Linked DNA regions of Homo sapiens: region 1 is linked to region 2. The links are chromatin loops, found by intact Hi-C in ENCODE. Cell type or tissue: dorsolateral prefrontal cortex. All regions are shown on one strand.

Region 1 (8,000 bases), 59 kb before region 2:
GCCTGGAGCCTATTTTATAAGGGCACTAATCCCATTCATGAGGGCTCTGCCCCATGATCTACTCAACTCCCAAAGGCCCCACTTCTTGACATAGTGGTAATTAGATTTCAACATATACATTTTGTGTGTGTGTGAGGCAGAGTCTCGCTCTGTAGCCCAGGCTGGAGTACAGTAGCACAATGTCAGGTCACTGCAACCTCCATCTCCCAGGTTCAAGCAATTCTCGTGCCTCAACCACCTGAGTAGCTGGGATTACAGGATCCTACCACCACACCCGGCTAATTTTTGTATTTTTAGTAGAGATGGAGTTTCGCCATGTTGCCCAGGCTGGTCTCGAACTCCTGGCCTCAGGTGATCTGCCCGCCTCGGCCTCCCAAAGTGCTGAGGTTACAGACATGAGCCACCGTGCCCAGCCTCAACATATAAATTTTGGCAAAGACACATTCAGACACTATATATCAATATATACTTATAGAGATATATATGCACGTTTTATTTCTATATGTATAGCCATGAGGTTTTTATATAAAAACTATGTTATATATAAAACACATTTAAGGCCGGGCGCGGTGGCTCACGCCTGTAATCCCAGCACTTTGAGAGGCCAAGGCGGGCATATCACCTGAGGTCGAGAGTTCGAGACCAGTCTGACCAACATGGAGAAACCCCATCTCTACTAAAAATACAAAATTAGCGGGGCATAGTGGTGCATGCCTGTAATCCCAGCTACTCGGGAGGCTGAGGCAGGGGAATCGCTTGAACCCGGGAGGCAGAGGTTGTGGTGAGCCAAGATCGCGCCATCACACTCTAGCATGGGCGACAAAAGTGAAACTCTGTCTCGAAAGAAAAAAAAAAAAAACCACACACACATGCGTGTGTGTACATATATATGTATATATGTGCGTGTGTTTGTGTATGTATATGTGTGTGTATATATATATATATACACTTTTTTTTTGAGATGGAGTTTCGCTCTTGTCACCCAGACTGGAGTGTGATGGCGTGATCTCTGCTCACTGCAAATTCTGCCTCCTGGGTTTGCTCGATCAAGCAATTCTCCTGCCTTGGCCTCCCAAGTAGATGAGACTACAGGTGCCTGCCACCACGCCCAGCTAATTTTTGTATTTTTAGTAGAGACGGGGTTTCACCATGTTGGCCAGGCTGGTCTCGTACTCGTGACCTCAGGTGATCCACCCGCCTTGGCCTCGCAAAGTACTGGGATTACAGGCATAAGCCACCACCGTGCCCAGCCTATATATACATTTTTGAAATATATATTTATACATGTATATACATAAAAAATTTTGATACTATATTATATATATACACAAACATAGATTATATATATCTCAGTTACTTTGGAAAAAAAATTTTTAGAGATGGGTTCTCACTGTTGACCAGGCTGCAGTGCAGTGGCAGGAATATATCTCCCTGCAACCTCAAACTGCTGGGCTCAAGCAATCCTCTGGCCTCAGCCTACAGAGTAGCTGGTACTACAGGCTCATGCCACTGCACTCAGCTATATTGTAGTTACTTTTATACCTCTTTGCCTCTCAGTGGAAGTTTTGCTTGGTTATCCCCTCAAAGGGTGGAAGAAGTGGTAAAAAAGAAAAAGGGGCAATTACAGAGGCAGTTGGGGGAAAAAAAGGAATGGAAAAGGATGATCTAAAGACAGATTTTGCCAACTCAGTGTTTTTTGTTTATTTTCTGTCTTTGCCTAAGTTTAGTTTAACTTTCAGTAATTTTCTTCAAAATAAAAACTCTACATTATAAAAACAAGCAAACAAAAAAGATAATGGAGGGATGCCAGGCACAGTGGCCTGTAATACCAACACTTCTGGAGGCCAAAGTGGCAGAATTGCTTGAGTATAGGAGTTTGAGACTAGCCTGGGCAACACAGTGAGACCCCATCTCTACAAAAAACTTGAAAAAAAAATTAGCCAGGCATGATGGTGCATGCCTGTAGTCCCAGCTACCCAGGAGGCTGAGGTGGGAGGATCACTTGAGCCCAAGAGTTCAAGGCTACTGTGAGCTATGACCGCGCCACTGCACAAGCAAATCATTCAAGTCTTTTATGTCAATTCTCTGCAGGGAGGTGCAGACCTGCAAGAGGCCTGAAGAAGGCCCAAGAAGGCCTGACTCATTTCCTCCTCAGCCTGAGTTCTAATGGCAATAAGAAAGGTCCCAAAGTGAAGGAGTTCGGCATCCTGAACAACTCTGTCTGACTACATACCACAATTACAGCAGGCACCTTTCCTAGCCCCAGACACACATTCTAAAAAAGTTTTCTGCAAAACTATACAATATCTTTCCTTTACAGCAGTTGAAGAGACTTCACTGGAAATACTAGCCAAATCCAGGGAGTAAATCTGATACATCTGAGGTTCCCTTCAGGAAATAATAGCACAGCAGGGTCTGCATGGGGTGCTTGTTTTCAACGTAGCTAAAATATCACACATGGGCTCAGGGATCTTTTATTCAAATTCCCAATATAAAATAAAGGTTTAGACATTCAGGAGCCAATATGCCCATTTTTATTCATTTTCTTAAAAAAAATAGCCTTCATTTTTTAAAGATAGAAAAAAAATGATCAAATAAATCTCAGGGCTTAGCTGTCAGTACCTTACTGTTTTTTTAAAGATATATATATTACCCAAATGTGGTAGCCTAACACTTACCTTTGAAGCATGTAATATCTCATTTCCTTATTTTCCTCTGGAGAACCCTCCATATCAAGATGGGAAAAGAATGGAAGCTTTTTCTTCAGATTTCGGCCTTGTAAACACAAGCCGCAGTTCCTCCTCCTGTTGCAGCTGCTTAAAACCCAGGAGGACAAGAGATACTGTGCCTTCTGCCTGGCTTCAGTCAGACTAGAATACTCCTGATGGCCTCAAACTATAGTCTTTTTGTCTAATTGTTCCCAATTTCCTTCTTTCCCCACCTTTCTCTTCCTTTTTGCATCTTCTCTCCTCCACACACTTAGCTTACACACACAATTAGTTGATTTCCCAAGGGAACTGAGAGGAGCCGGGGAGAAATATAAAAGCTTGTTTAACTAGAAAGTAGATCTTAGCAGCTCTCCTTTAGTTGCAGCAAACATTTTCAACAACAGTCACTTTCTTCTGACAGTCAACGGAGAAAAGCTCCACTGCCTCTCCTGGCTGCCAGGAGCACATGACAGGGAAAGCCCAGGACAAAAAGACCAAATTTACAAGGACAATTAAGCCAAGAAAATAATGGGCTCATGAAATCCAGAGGGAGGAGCACAGCTCGGTCTAAAGAGGTAATTTCTGAGATCCAATCAAAACAAATAATACCAATTATCAGACTGCACGGTGGGGAAAAGCAGGTCAGGTGGGAAAGTAAGCACGTAGAAAGGAAACACGCCACTACTAGGGAACTTAGAATCAAGTGTGAGCCACGATTCTAATTTTCAGGCCAAAGTAGTGGTATATATAGACACCTAAACTAAGGTTTTATGCACCAAAGCTTGAGAATAGGAATGGAGCTGGTACAAAACGGATACAGAAAAGATTGTGGGTTAAACCCTTAAAAGGAAAAGAGACCCTGACAAATATTTTGGAGGTCTAACCCCCTTAAGCAGGGAAGAAAAATCCTGCCTAGAAAGACTACTTACTGAGACACATATATTACTATGAAAGCAAATTTGCCACAGACAGATCTCTTAAAGAAATAAACACTAGCTGAATGTTATCTTGTAATATCTTCCTGTTTTTAGCTTTTACTTAAGTAGATGCTCATGATATTCTGTGTATTAGGAGAAAAATCAATGGCAAAAGACCCTAAAGGCTTAGAATCTATAGAAAGACAACTTCCTGAGGCAAGTCCTCAGGACTGTACACCAAATCTAACCTGAATCATGAACCATAAAAAATTTATTCCCATCAAAATGCTGGATAGAAATAGTTAACAATCTGATGCCAACCACGCTGAGAATATATTAAGCTTCCAGAAAAACCTTCAAAAACAGAAGTACACAAATGACCTGGAGCATAGATAGAAGTTAAATAATCAGATAAAAGATAAATGATTACAACAAACAAACATTGATCTGAAGGACATTCGGGCAACTTAAGTTGTAAAGACTCAAGTTGCCCAAATTTGAAAGCAACTCAATCAGGCCACCCAACATGACAACCAGCTATAATAAAAAATGGAAGTCCTGGTTGTTCTCTGGTCTGTACTTCACATCATCCCTTCCACAATGTGCCAATGCCCATTAAGTTAGTCAAGTTTACTTTCCCTTTAAAGAACCAAGCTGACACAGAGGAGCCCTTCTATCTTTACGTCTCTTCAGAATAACCTGTCTCAAAAATAGAGCACTGCAGCCTTTGTTCAGGAAAGTTCAGTAGCCACAGATGAGAAGCTGCTCAATTTTACACACACTTAAGTGTCTACAAAACAAACTTGTTATACAAGTTCACCATTCAAAAATGCAAATAAAGCACTAAGTGTAAAAATAAGGCAGACTATTTTGCACTCAACTATATCAGAAAAATATACTAAAGAGGCACACTCAATAATCGAGTTTATGCTTCCTTTCACCAAACGGATCTTTCTACGACAACCAAACACTAACACAGCATACCCAGGTCCAAAAGCAAAGCTAGAGATCTATATAGATCTTTTATAGACACTGCTGCTCACAATCTTTCTCTAATATTAGAATACAAGAAATAAAAAGCCACATTCATTTCTCCAAATTTAAAGCATCCCCCTTTTAATCTACCATGAACAGTGTCCAACGTAGACACATACCTGGCACAAAATCCAACTAGAAGCCCACACTGATCCCAGCATTGTAACATGCCAAACACCAAGGATGACGTAGCAGTTTACCCGGCAGACAGTGATGCATTCGCTAGCTTGACTGCAACACAGTCTGAGTTATACTGCAGCACACACACTGTGAGAGACTGTTTTACATTGGGTTTTTACAAGCAGAGAAATCTTGGATCAAGGATGTGTCTCTGTCAAAAAATCAAGTGACCATATATTTAAAGGTTTCTTTGTGGACTCTAAATTCTGATCCATTGACCTATATGCCTAGCCTTGAAGCAATGCCACATGGTCTTGATAACTGTGACTTTATAGTAGGTTTTGAAATCAGGTAGTATGAAGACCTCCAACTTCACATTCCCTTTTCAAAAGTGTTTTGGCTATTCTAGGTCCTTTGTTTCCATGTAAATTTTAGGATCGGCTTGTCAAATTCTAGAAAGAAAAAGAAAGGCTGCTGGAAATTTGATATGGACTGTGAATTTATGATCAATTTAAGGAGAACTGCTGTCTTGACAATATTGAGTCCTCTAATCCATGAACATGGACTGCCTCTCCATTTATTTAGATTTTATTTAATTTCTTTTTTTTTTCTTTTTTGAGATGGAGTCTCGCTCTGTCTCCCAGGCTGGAGTGCAGTGGCACGATCTCCACTTACAACCTCTGCCATCTGGGTTCAAGCGATTCTCCTGCCTCAGCCTCCCAAGTAGCTGGAACTAAAAGAACACCACCACGCCCAGCTAATTTTTTGTATTTTTATTAGAGACAGGGTTTCACCATGTTGGACAGGCTGGTCTGGAACTCTTTTTTTTTTTTTTTTTGAGACAGGGTTTCGCTCTTGTGACCCAGGCTGGAGTGCAATGGCGCGATCTCGGCTCACTGCAATCTGCAACCTCCACCTCCCGGGTTCAAGCGATTCTCCCGCCTCAGCCTCCCGAGTAGCTGGGATTACAGGTGACTGCCACCATGCCAGGCTAATATTTGTATTTTTAGTAGAGATGGGGTTTAACCATGTTGGCCAGACTGGTCTCGAACTCCTGACCTCAGGTGATCCACCCACCTCAGCCTCCCAAAGTGCTGGGATTACAGGCGTGAGCCACCACACCCGGCCGGTCTGGAACTCTTGACCTCAGGTGATCCATCCGCCTCAGCCTCTGGGTTTGGGATTACAGGCGTGAGCCACCACCCCTGGCTGATTTTATTTAATTTCTGTCAGCAATGTTCCACAAGTTTTAGTGTATAAGTCTTATACCTTTTTTGCTCAATTTATTCCTATTTTATTCTTTTTAATGCTATCATGAACAGAATATTTTCTTAATTTCATTTTTGGATTGTTCATTTCTAGCTAGCATATAGAAATATACTTAACTTTTCTATATAGATCTTACACCCTGTGATCTTGATAAACTCATTTAAAAATTTTTTGTTAACAATTTTACTGAGATACAATTCACACACCATACATTTCACCCACTTAAAGGGTACAATTCAATAGTTTTTAGTATATTCACATAGTTATGAACTATCATCACAATAAATTTAAGGACATTTTCATTTCATTATATGTGTCATTTTTTTAAAGAGACGAGGTCTTGCTATGTTGCACAGGCTGGACTTAAACTCCTAGGCTCAAGCAATCCTCCTGCCTCAGCCTCCCAAGTAGCTGGGACTACAGGAACGTGCACCACGCATGGCAATTTTAGAACATTTTTATTACCTCCAAAAGAAACCCCATGCCCAGTAGCAGCCACTCCTCATTTCTCCAATATGCTCCCCAATCCTAGCCAACCACTAATCTACTTTCTGTCTTTATAGATTTGCCTATTACAGACATTTCATATAAATGGAATAATATAATATGTGGCCTTTTGTGACTGGCTTCTTTCATTTAGCATAATGTTTTCAATGCTGTAGCATATATCAGTACTTCATTTCTTTTTATGGTTGAACAATATTTCAATGTGTGGACACACCATATTTTGTTTATACATCATCAGTTAATGGATATTGGGTTGTTTCCATTTTGTGGCTCTTATTAATAATGTTATGAACATTCATGTATAAACTTTTATGTGGACATATGCTTTCCTTTCTCTTGGGTATACAATAAGGAGTGAAGCTGCCAGATCATATGGTTCATATGGTGAGAGTTTAGTTTTATAAGAAAGTGTCAAATTAGCCGGGCACAGTGGCTCACGCCTATAATCCTAGCACTTTGGGAGGCCGAGGCAAGTGGATCACTTGAGATCAGGAGTTCAAGACCGGCCTGGCCCACATGGTGAAACCCCATCTCTACTAAAAATACAAAAATTACCTGGGCATGGTGGCAGGCACCTGTAATACCAGCTACTCAGGAGGCTGAGGCAGGAGAATCGCATGAACCCAGGAGGCGGAGGTTGCAGTGAGCCAAGATCGCGCCATTGCATTCCAGCCTGGGCAACAGAGCGAGACTCCGTCTCAAAAAAAAGAAAGTGTCAAATTATTTTCCAGAGTGGCTGTATCATTTTACATTCCCACCAGCAATGTACAAGAAATCCAATTTTTCTGCATTCTCACAAACCTTTGGTATTGTGTCTATTTCTTATTTTAGGCATTCTGATAAGTGTGTAATGATATCTCATTGCTATTTTAATTTGCATTTTCCTAATACTAATTAATATTTGCATTTTCCTAATACCTAATAACTATTAGATAATTATAAAACATCTTTTCATGTGTTTATTTGCCATAGGTATATCCTCTTTGGTTTCATTTGCTTCTTTTTAAAAATCATTTCTCTTTTCTTATTGAGAATTTCTATTTATTTTATTTTTAATTTTTTGAGACAGAGTCTTGCTCTTTTGCCCAGGCTGGAATGCAGTGGTGCAAACACTCAATATGCTCAAGCGATCCTCCTGCCTCAGCCTCCCAAGTAGCTGGGACCACAGACATATGCTGCCATGCTCAAATAATTTTAAAATTTTTGTAGATGGAGTCTCAAATTCCTGGGCTCAGGAAATCCACCCCGCTTGCCTCCCAAAAGCACTGGGATTACAAGCATGAGCCACTGCACTCAGCTGAGAAGTTCTATTTATTGATTCATTGTTGTCATGCTTAAAAAAACAGTATTTAAGGGGCCAGGCGCGGTGGCTCATGCCTATAATCCCAGCACTTTGGAAGGTAGAGGCGGGCAATAACCTGAGGTCAGGAGTTCGAGACCAGCC
Region 2 (8,000 bases):
GGCAGGATTGCTAGAACCTGAGAGGTGGAGGTTGCAGTGAGCCGAGATCGTGCCACTGCACTCCAGCCTGGGCAAAAGAGCGAGACTCCGACTCCAAAAAATAATAAAATAAAATTAAATTGAAACAAGCAAAAAACCAGTTAATAATCTGTTAATAATCTGTTAAAGTAGAAGATTAATGGTAATTATCTCAATAGTTAATAGGAATTTTTTAGCCAATGAGTTTCTACTGTTTATTCGCTTTTTTGTAATCTTACTGTTTTACGGGTTTGGAAAGATACTTGACACATAGCTCCTATAATTATTATTATTATTATTTTTTTGAGACGGAGTCTCACTCTGTCACCCAGGCTGGAGTACAGTGGCGCAATCTCAGCTCACTGCAAGCTCTGCCTCCCAGGTTCATGCCATTCTCCTGCCTCAGCCTTCCGAGTAGCTGGGACTGCAGGTGCCTACCACCACACCCAGCTAATTTTTTGTATTTTTAGTAGAGACGGGGTTTCACTGTGTTAGCCAGGATGGTGTCGATCTCCAGACCTTGTGATTCGCCAGCCTCGACCTCTCAAAGTGCTAGGATTACAGGAGTGAGCCACCGCGCCCGGCAGCTTCTATAATTGTTAATCTTTAAGAACATGTTAGATAATGAGATAACTTTTTTTTCTGAATTACAAAAGGATTCTCTTCTCCTCCCACAATTGAAAATACTAATTTCTAATGCATTATTCCACAGTTTGTATTTTAATTTACTTCTTTCCTCAACTAAGACTATTAGGATATTAGCCATCCAATTAAAGGAAAAAAAGATTTTAAAGAAAGAAAAACACTAGCCCTAAACCTGTTAAACCAGTCCACGTGACAGGTATAAAAATTTTCCTAGTCATTGACTGCAAAGGAAATAATGTTACATAGTGATCTACACCTGAACCTGTTCACAGCACTTTAGAGAGGTCAACATCAGATGAGAGAGCGTTCTCTGAGGCTGGCTTTCACAATACCAGGTCTTCAGCATTACCTAGTTTTTGAACTATAAATTCACTAAGATAAATGCCACCATTTCCCAAGACTTCCTTTTTAAAAAGCAATTTAATCTTATGCTTGATGTATTTCTATTATGCACTGGTAAATCAAAACAAAACAAGCCTGGCGTGGTGGCTCATGCCTATAATCCCAGCACTTTGGGAGGCCGAGGAGGGTGGATCACCTGAGGTCAGGAGTTGGAGACCAGCCTGGCCAACATGGTGAAACCCTGTCTCTACCGAAAATACAAAAATTAGCCAGGCGTAGTGGCGCACGCGTGTAATCCCAGCTACTCGGGAGGCTGAGGCATGAGAATCTCTTGAAACCAGGAGACGAAGGTTGCAGTGAGCCAAGATCGCACCATTGCACTCCAGTCTGGGTGACAGAGCAAGACTCCATCTCAAACAAACAAACAAAACAACAACAACAAAATTCTACAACACTAGTAAACACAGATGGCTTCATAAATTAATACTTTACCTTTGGCATCTTTCATATGCCCACTTTAAAATGTTTAATATTCTTGGGTTCACATCAGTCCTCCTGTTATGCATTCAGTTTTACTGAGAAATGAAGAAACTGAGGCAAGAGAAGTGGGAAAAAACTTGCTATTTGTAGCAAGCAGGCATCTATCTGGACAGGTAAACTGTGGTCCTGCTCTATTAGGCCACAATGCTTTTCTGAAAAGTGCCTGTCAAATAAGCACCACAGAAATCCTTCTCATCACAGACATCCAGGGCATCCCCCTCAAGAAGGGACAAATATGAGTATTCTTCCCTGCTGAGTGAGAAAAGACCATGTAACCAAAGAAAGCATGCTTCTCAATCTATACTACCGAATTGGGAGGGAAAAAATGAATGGAAAGAGAGAGAAAATCCAAGGAAATAAACTTCTGAGACTGAAGATGTGGTTATTAGGTTTATCCACACATTAGGAAATTACTGAAACATCGCTTAAGTAGAAACAGAATCAGGAAGGCCTAGGGTCTTTTTTTTTATTCCAGTCTTAAACCTCCAAACAAAAATATCTGAAATTAAACTATTTCTCCTGAGCAGTTATATTCTTAAATGTCTCTATAGAACCCACAAGGCCTACACGAAGTCCCTGATTTTTAGAGGTGATTTCAAGTGTCCATTAGTGTCCACTCTCCCACTCTCAAATCCAAAATAATGTTGGCCCCGATCCGGGCAGGACCTTCACGCACATTTTCCTGTGAAATCATTAGCTTCACATCAGCTTCCTACGTCCTATTTCCAGTAACTTCCCTTGATCAGCATGGCAAACGAGGAGAGTAACAAAAGGCATGTACATTTACTATGTCCCTCGCAGAGAACATAATAAAATCCTGGGAACAGGAACTGGCAGATACAACCTGCCTGGCCCTGGCTCTCGCCACGATACAAAGGCACGGAGAGAGCAAGTGAGGTCTGCACCCCACACCTCACTCTGCAAGAGAGAAAGGACTTTCAATGCAATCAGACCCAACCCGCAACGCCCCCTTCCCACGTGGTCTTCTCCCTCTCCCGAGCCCAGAATCGGATTGGAGAGGGGTCTGGAAGGAATCAGACCACGCTGGAGCTGGGCAAGAGGGGTGGCGGGCGAGCTCCAGGCAGAAACTCCAGCCCCCCTTCCTAGAGGAGCCCTGAACTGTACGCCTCCCAGTTCCGGGATCTGAATCCCCACCTCCCGAGACCCCAGACCTCTCCATGTCTCTAGGGAGGGGACCTCAAGGCCTCAGAGCTGCGGGAAGGGCTGGGCTGCCCCGCACCCGATCTGGATAGTGTGGAGCCCAGGCCGCGTGCGGGTGAGCGGAGGCTGGGAGGCGGCCCCCTGCCTGCCGCCGCCCCTCCCTTGGCCCCAGTTTCTCCAGGTCCCCGGTCACAGGTTCTGGGCCGGCCCTCACCTCACCTCAGGGTGGCAACGTGTGCGGTCGGGCGATTCCGGAGCCCCTGCGTGGAGGAACTGCTGGGCGGGAGGAGACGCCGGCGGCTCGGGCGATGGCTGACAGGCGTGCAGCACCAGGCCGGCCCGGCACACGGAGAAGGGGCGGGGCTTCAGGGGCCTGACCCGCCCCCGCCCCGCCCCTGTCTCCCACCTCAGCCGGCGAGCTCCATGAGGTGACTACGTCCGGGGTTACTCCAGGCCGTTCACCTCCGACCCCGCTCCGGGCTGCGGCGCTGCCAGGGCCGCCGGGGGGCGAGGCGCGGGCCCGAGGGCTCAGCGGCAGCCAATGGGAGGGCGGCGCGGGGCGGAGCGATGTGAGGCGATGCCGATGGTCCGAGCGCGGATCTGCCATTCGGGGCCCAGCGGCTAGAGGGCGGGCGGGCCGCGGGCGGGCCGCGGGCGGGCCCTGGGCAGTCGTGGCGCCCCTGGCCCGGCCTTCGCGGCCCCTTCTGCCACAGCCGGGTACGGGGCCAACCCCTCGGCTCCTCCTCCTGGCGGAGAGGGGAGTGGGGGAAGCGGTCCCGCATGCGCCTCGCATCAGGGACAGAGGCGTCCCAAGTGAGGGGCCAGGACTAGCCGGCCTGTAGAGGCGGGGAAAGGGAACCCAGAATTAAGGCGGGCTAGAATGGGGCAGGCGGTGTGCGGGCCCGTTTGTCTGTTTAATCCTAACACATTAACAAGGGGTGGGCAATCGCGTCCACTACCTGTCCTCATCACGCTGGCTGGTTTCCAAGTCTGGGCGAGCTAAGTAACCCCATGCTGGAACTCCATAACCAGCCCCCCGTTTCGCTCCTCAGCCCCGAGACAGCCCACTCCAAAGGTGTTATACATGCTGGATCCTGGCGTGTTGAGGAGAAGCCTCAGTAAACGAAGCTCAGTAAGAAGGGGAATGTACCAAAGAACCACCGTCTTCTGCCTGCCCTGAGCAAAATAGTTGCCACAGCGTTCCAGACTTTTCGGATTGGAGAATGCTTCCCGTCCTCCACTGTGGGCACGCCGAGCCTTTGAGAGGAAGCCAGTCGGTGTCTCTAGTTTTGCCAGTTACTTCATAGCAAGACTTTCATGGTAGCTGTGTGTTGAAAATTAATAATAACTGGAAGGGGTCCCAACACAATACAAACATTGCGTAGGGAAGAAACTTGGAGAAAATTGCACTTGAGAAGAACAGGGTGAACTCAGCCCTTCCAAGGAGGAATTTAATGAAGCATGCAGCGCACCTTCTTAATGCTTACAAACTTGTGAGGAAGGCCAGGAGAGGTGCAGAGGATGACAGTTTGGTAGGAAGAAGTTCCACGCCAGAGAGTAAAAAGTGAATAGGATAGAAATACATGCCCAGGTAAGAAGTTCTTGGCGGAAGCTGAGGCAGAAAGAGGGAAAGATTGGTCAACAAGGAACAATATTTATCTAGGAGCCCTCATAATCCCACTAAGTGGGGCTTCCCTAAGAATTTATCAACCCATTTTTAAAATAATAGGGTCAAGCACAGTGGCACGTACCTGGACTGTAGTCCCACCTACTCAGAAGGCTGAGGTGGGTGGATGGCTTGAGGCGAGGAGTTCAAGTCTATATGTAGTGTACTGTGCCTGCGCCTGTGAATAGCCACTGCACCCCAGCACTGGCAACGTAAAAAGACCCCATCTCTAAATAAATAAGTTAATTAAATAACAGGGATTGGAAGCAGAGAACTTAGGAAAGATGTGGACTTTACAGAACAGGGATTCATATTTCACAATAATTATATCACTAATATATCAATCAGTTGGACAAATGTAGTGGGAGGAAAAAGATAATTGGGCAAGACTTCCTGGTTTAGTAAGATGTTTGATTTGACTCACCGAAAAAAATGGCCTGGGAAGAGGGAAGCCTTGCCTTTCCATAACAGCAGTCTCTGAAGCTGACATGAAGGGAGTGACTTCAAAAGAACTAAAAACCATGCGGTTGCCTCTTACTTTTCTTTTACCTTTCCTAGATCCTCTTAAGTAATAGGAATTCTTTCCCCAGGATTCTTTTTTTTTTTTTTTTGAGATGGAGTCTCGCTCTGTCGCCCAGGCTGGAGTGCCGTGGTGCAATCTCAGCTCACTGCAACCTCCACCTCCCAGGTTCAAGCCATTCTCCTGCCTCAGCCTCCCGAATAGCTGGGACTCCAGGCACAAACCACCAAGTCCAGCTAATTTTTGTATTTTTAGTAGAGACGGGGTTTCACCATGTTGGCCAGGATGGTCTCGATCTCTTGACCTCGTGATCCGCCCACCTTAGCCTCCCAAAGTGCTGGCCGCAAATGTGAGCCACCACGCCAAGTCTCCCCAGGATTCTTAATGGTGTTGCTGTTTACCAGCTTTACAAGCTCTGCAAAACCAGGGATTTACCCTCAAAAACTGTCCTTATGTGAAATTTCAGCCAGCCCCTGCATGTCCTGCTTTTGACTTCACTGATTATTTTAAATAATTGAGCTTTCTAAAGAACTGGCCAAAGAAAGTCCTAATAGAAGCTACAGTGAAAAAAAAAGTAATTAAGGAAGGATGAGTTACGATACCAAGGTCACTTACAGAGGATCTAATAATCTAATTGTTATCACCAAATGCTAAGACAGCTGGGCAGAGAATGAGCAAAGAGCTGTGTCTTTAAGACAGTACAACTGGAATTTCAGCAACCCCTGAGTGTTACGGTGTTTGGTGCATGCCACAACCTGCCCATCCCTACTGTAGGTTCTTTAGAGCTGCTCCATGAGTTATTGCTACACAAGCTATTACGTCTGTAAGAGGCGGAGGAGGAGAACCAAAGGGTGGAGAGAACTTACTATATGAGACTAACAAATGGAAGAGAAGGATGAGTGGTACATTTCTAGAAGCTGATACTAGAGGTCTGTTATGGGCTGAATTGTATCCCAAAATTCATTTGTTGAAGTCCTAACCCCTAATACCTCAGAATGTGAGTATATTTGGAGACAAAGTCTTTATAGAGGTAATTAAATTAAAATGAGGTCATAAGGGTGGGCCCTAATCCAGTATGACTGTCGTCCTTATAAGACGAGGCGACGAGGACACAGACACACATATGAAGACATAGGGCATGCATGGCCATGTACAAACCAAGGAGAAAATATCAGAAAAAAACTAACTGCTGACACCTTAATCTTGGACTTCTAGCCTTCAGAACTGAGGAAATGCATTTCTGTTGTTTAAGCCACCAGTTTGTGGTACTTTGCTATAACAGCCCTAGAAAACGAATACAAAATCCCAAATATATGACTTCCAGGGTTTTCAAGGTGATGTAAAGGTATTAGGGACTCATCCTGAGCATCCCAGCTACCTTCCAACCTTAAAGTTGCTTTCTTATCTTCCTGTGGGTAAAGTCAGAAAAGTATGAGAGGTCCCTGTCTTCAAGGTGATTATAGTCTATTTAAGAAGACAAAACTAGCACATTAAAACAGAGTGTCTGTGTCACACTCTTTAGATGATAGCCATATGAATTTGTAATAGCCATAGATGAGAAAAGATAAATTCTCAAAAATTGATAAACCCAGATATATATAAACATTATATGCGCCACTGTCCAGACAGCTTCATTTGGCATTTTTCGGTCAAATATTTAGATTAGGGCATCGTTTCTCAAAGCATGTCCCACTAACCACCTGATGAAACAAACACTAGGGTGCGCCAGGCGCGGTGGCTCACGCCTGTAATCCCAGCACTTTGGGAGGCCGAGGCGAGGCGGGTGGATCACGAGGTCAGGATATCGAGACCATCCTGGCTAATGTGGTGAAACCCCGTCTCTACTAAAAACGCAAAAAATTAGCCAGATGTGGTGGCGGGCGCCTGTAGTCCCCGCTACTCCGGAGGCTGAGGCAGGAAAATGGCGCGAACCCGGGAGGCGGAGCTTGCAGTAAGCTGAGATCGCGCCACTGCACTCCAGCCTGGCGACAGAGCGAGACTCCGTCTCAAAAAAAAAAAAAAAAACAAAACCACCAGGGTGCTTGTTAAAAATGCAGATTCCCAGCCCTTTTTTTTTTTTTTAATCACAACTACTCACTGCAGCCTCAACTCCTGGGCTCAAGCGATCCTGCCACCTCAGCCTCTCAAGTAGCTGGGACTACAGGGACATGCCACCACACCTGGTTGACTTTTTCTTTTCTCTTTCTCTTTTTCTTTTTTTTTTTTTTTTTTTTTTTGAGACGGTCTCGCTCTGTCACCCAGGCTGGAGTGCAGTGGCACGATCTCGGCTCACTGCAACCTCCACCTCCCGGGTTCAAGCGATTCTTCTGCCTCAGCCTCTCAAGTAGCTGGGATTACTGGCGCGTGCCACCATGCCCAGCTAATTTTTGTATTTTTAGGAGAGACGCGGCTTCACCATGTTGGTCAGGCTGGTCTTAAACTCCTGACCTTGTGATCCACCCGCCTTGGCCTCCCAAAGTGCTGGGATTACAGGCGTGAGCCACTGGACCTGGCCGACTTTTTCTTTTTTTAAAGCATCCCTAATAATTAATCACCCTAAAGTTTGAGAACAGTCGTTTAAGATTTATCATTATTGTTCCCCTCTTTGTGTGCCAGAGTCTCTGTTGAACAACAAGGCCTTCAATACCTGTCACTCTTAGGACAAGAAAGTCTCTCAAGTCAGGTTTGAGTTGAATCAAGGGAGGAAACAAAGTGCCTTAATAGAAAATAGAACCATGGGCTGGGTATGGTGGCTCACGCCTGTAATCCCAGCACTTTGGGAACACAAGGCGGGTGGATCACCCGAGGTCAGGAGTTCTAGACCAGCCTGGCCAACATAGTGAAACCCTGTCTCTAATAAAAATACAAAATTTGCGGCAGGGCACGGTGGCTCATGCCTGTAAACCCAGCACTTCGGGAGGACGAGGCGGGTGGATCACCTGAGATCAGGAGTTCAAGACTAGCCTGGCCAATATGGTGAAACCCTGTCTGTACTAAAAATACAAAAAATTAGCTGGGCATGGTGGCAGGCGCCTGTAATCCCAGCTACTCAGGAGGTGAGGCAGGAGAATTGTTTGAACCCAGGAGGCAGAGGTTGCAGTGAGCCGA

Evidence for each region. Peaks named below come from ENCODE experiments on the same cell type or tissue, not always from the same donor. Only the 100,000 strongest peaks of a DNase experiment are listed, where the experiment ranks them.
Region 1: a loop joins it to region 2, with 7 times the contacts of the local background. A loop is called at or near these places in 7 of 110 quality-filtered maps.

What each region holds. Positions count from the first base shown.
Region 1 is chr17:37,296,602-37,304,601 of GRCh38, forward strand. All of the region lies in intron 3 of ACACA (acetyl-CoA carboxylase alpha), which reads right to left. Among named protein-coding and RNA genes, the nearest start is that of SNORA90, 56 kb to the left of the region's middle. In dorsolateral prefrontal cortex, no CTCF peak of the experiment used is centred here; DNase peaks (open chromatin) are centred at 3,169 and 4,820; H3K4me3 peaks cover 3,044 bases; H3K27ac peaks cover 3,188 bases.
Region 2 is chr17:37,356,074-37,364,073 of GRCh38, forward strand. All of the region lies in intron 1 of ACACA (acetyl-CoA carboxylase alpha), which reads right to left. Among named protein-coding and RNA genes, the nearest start is that of C17orf78, 16 kb to the right of the region's middle. In dorsolateral prefrontal cortex, CTCF peaks have their summits at 3,250 (motif pointing right) and 3,459 (motif pointing left); DNase peaks (open chromatin) are centred at 2,508 and 3,288; H3K4me3 peaks cover 3,384 bases; H3K27ac peaks cover 3,121 bases.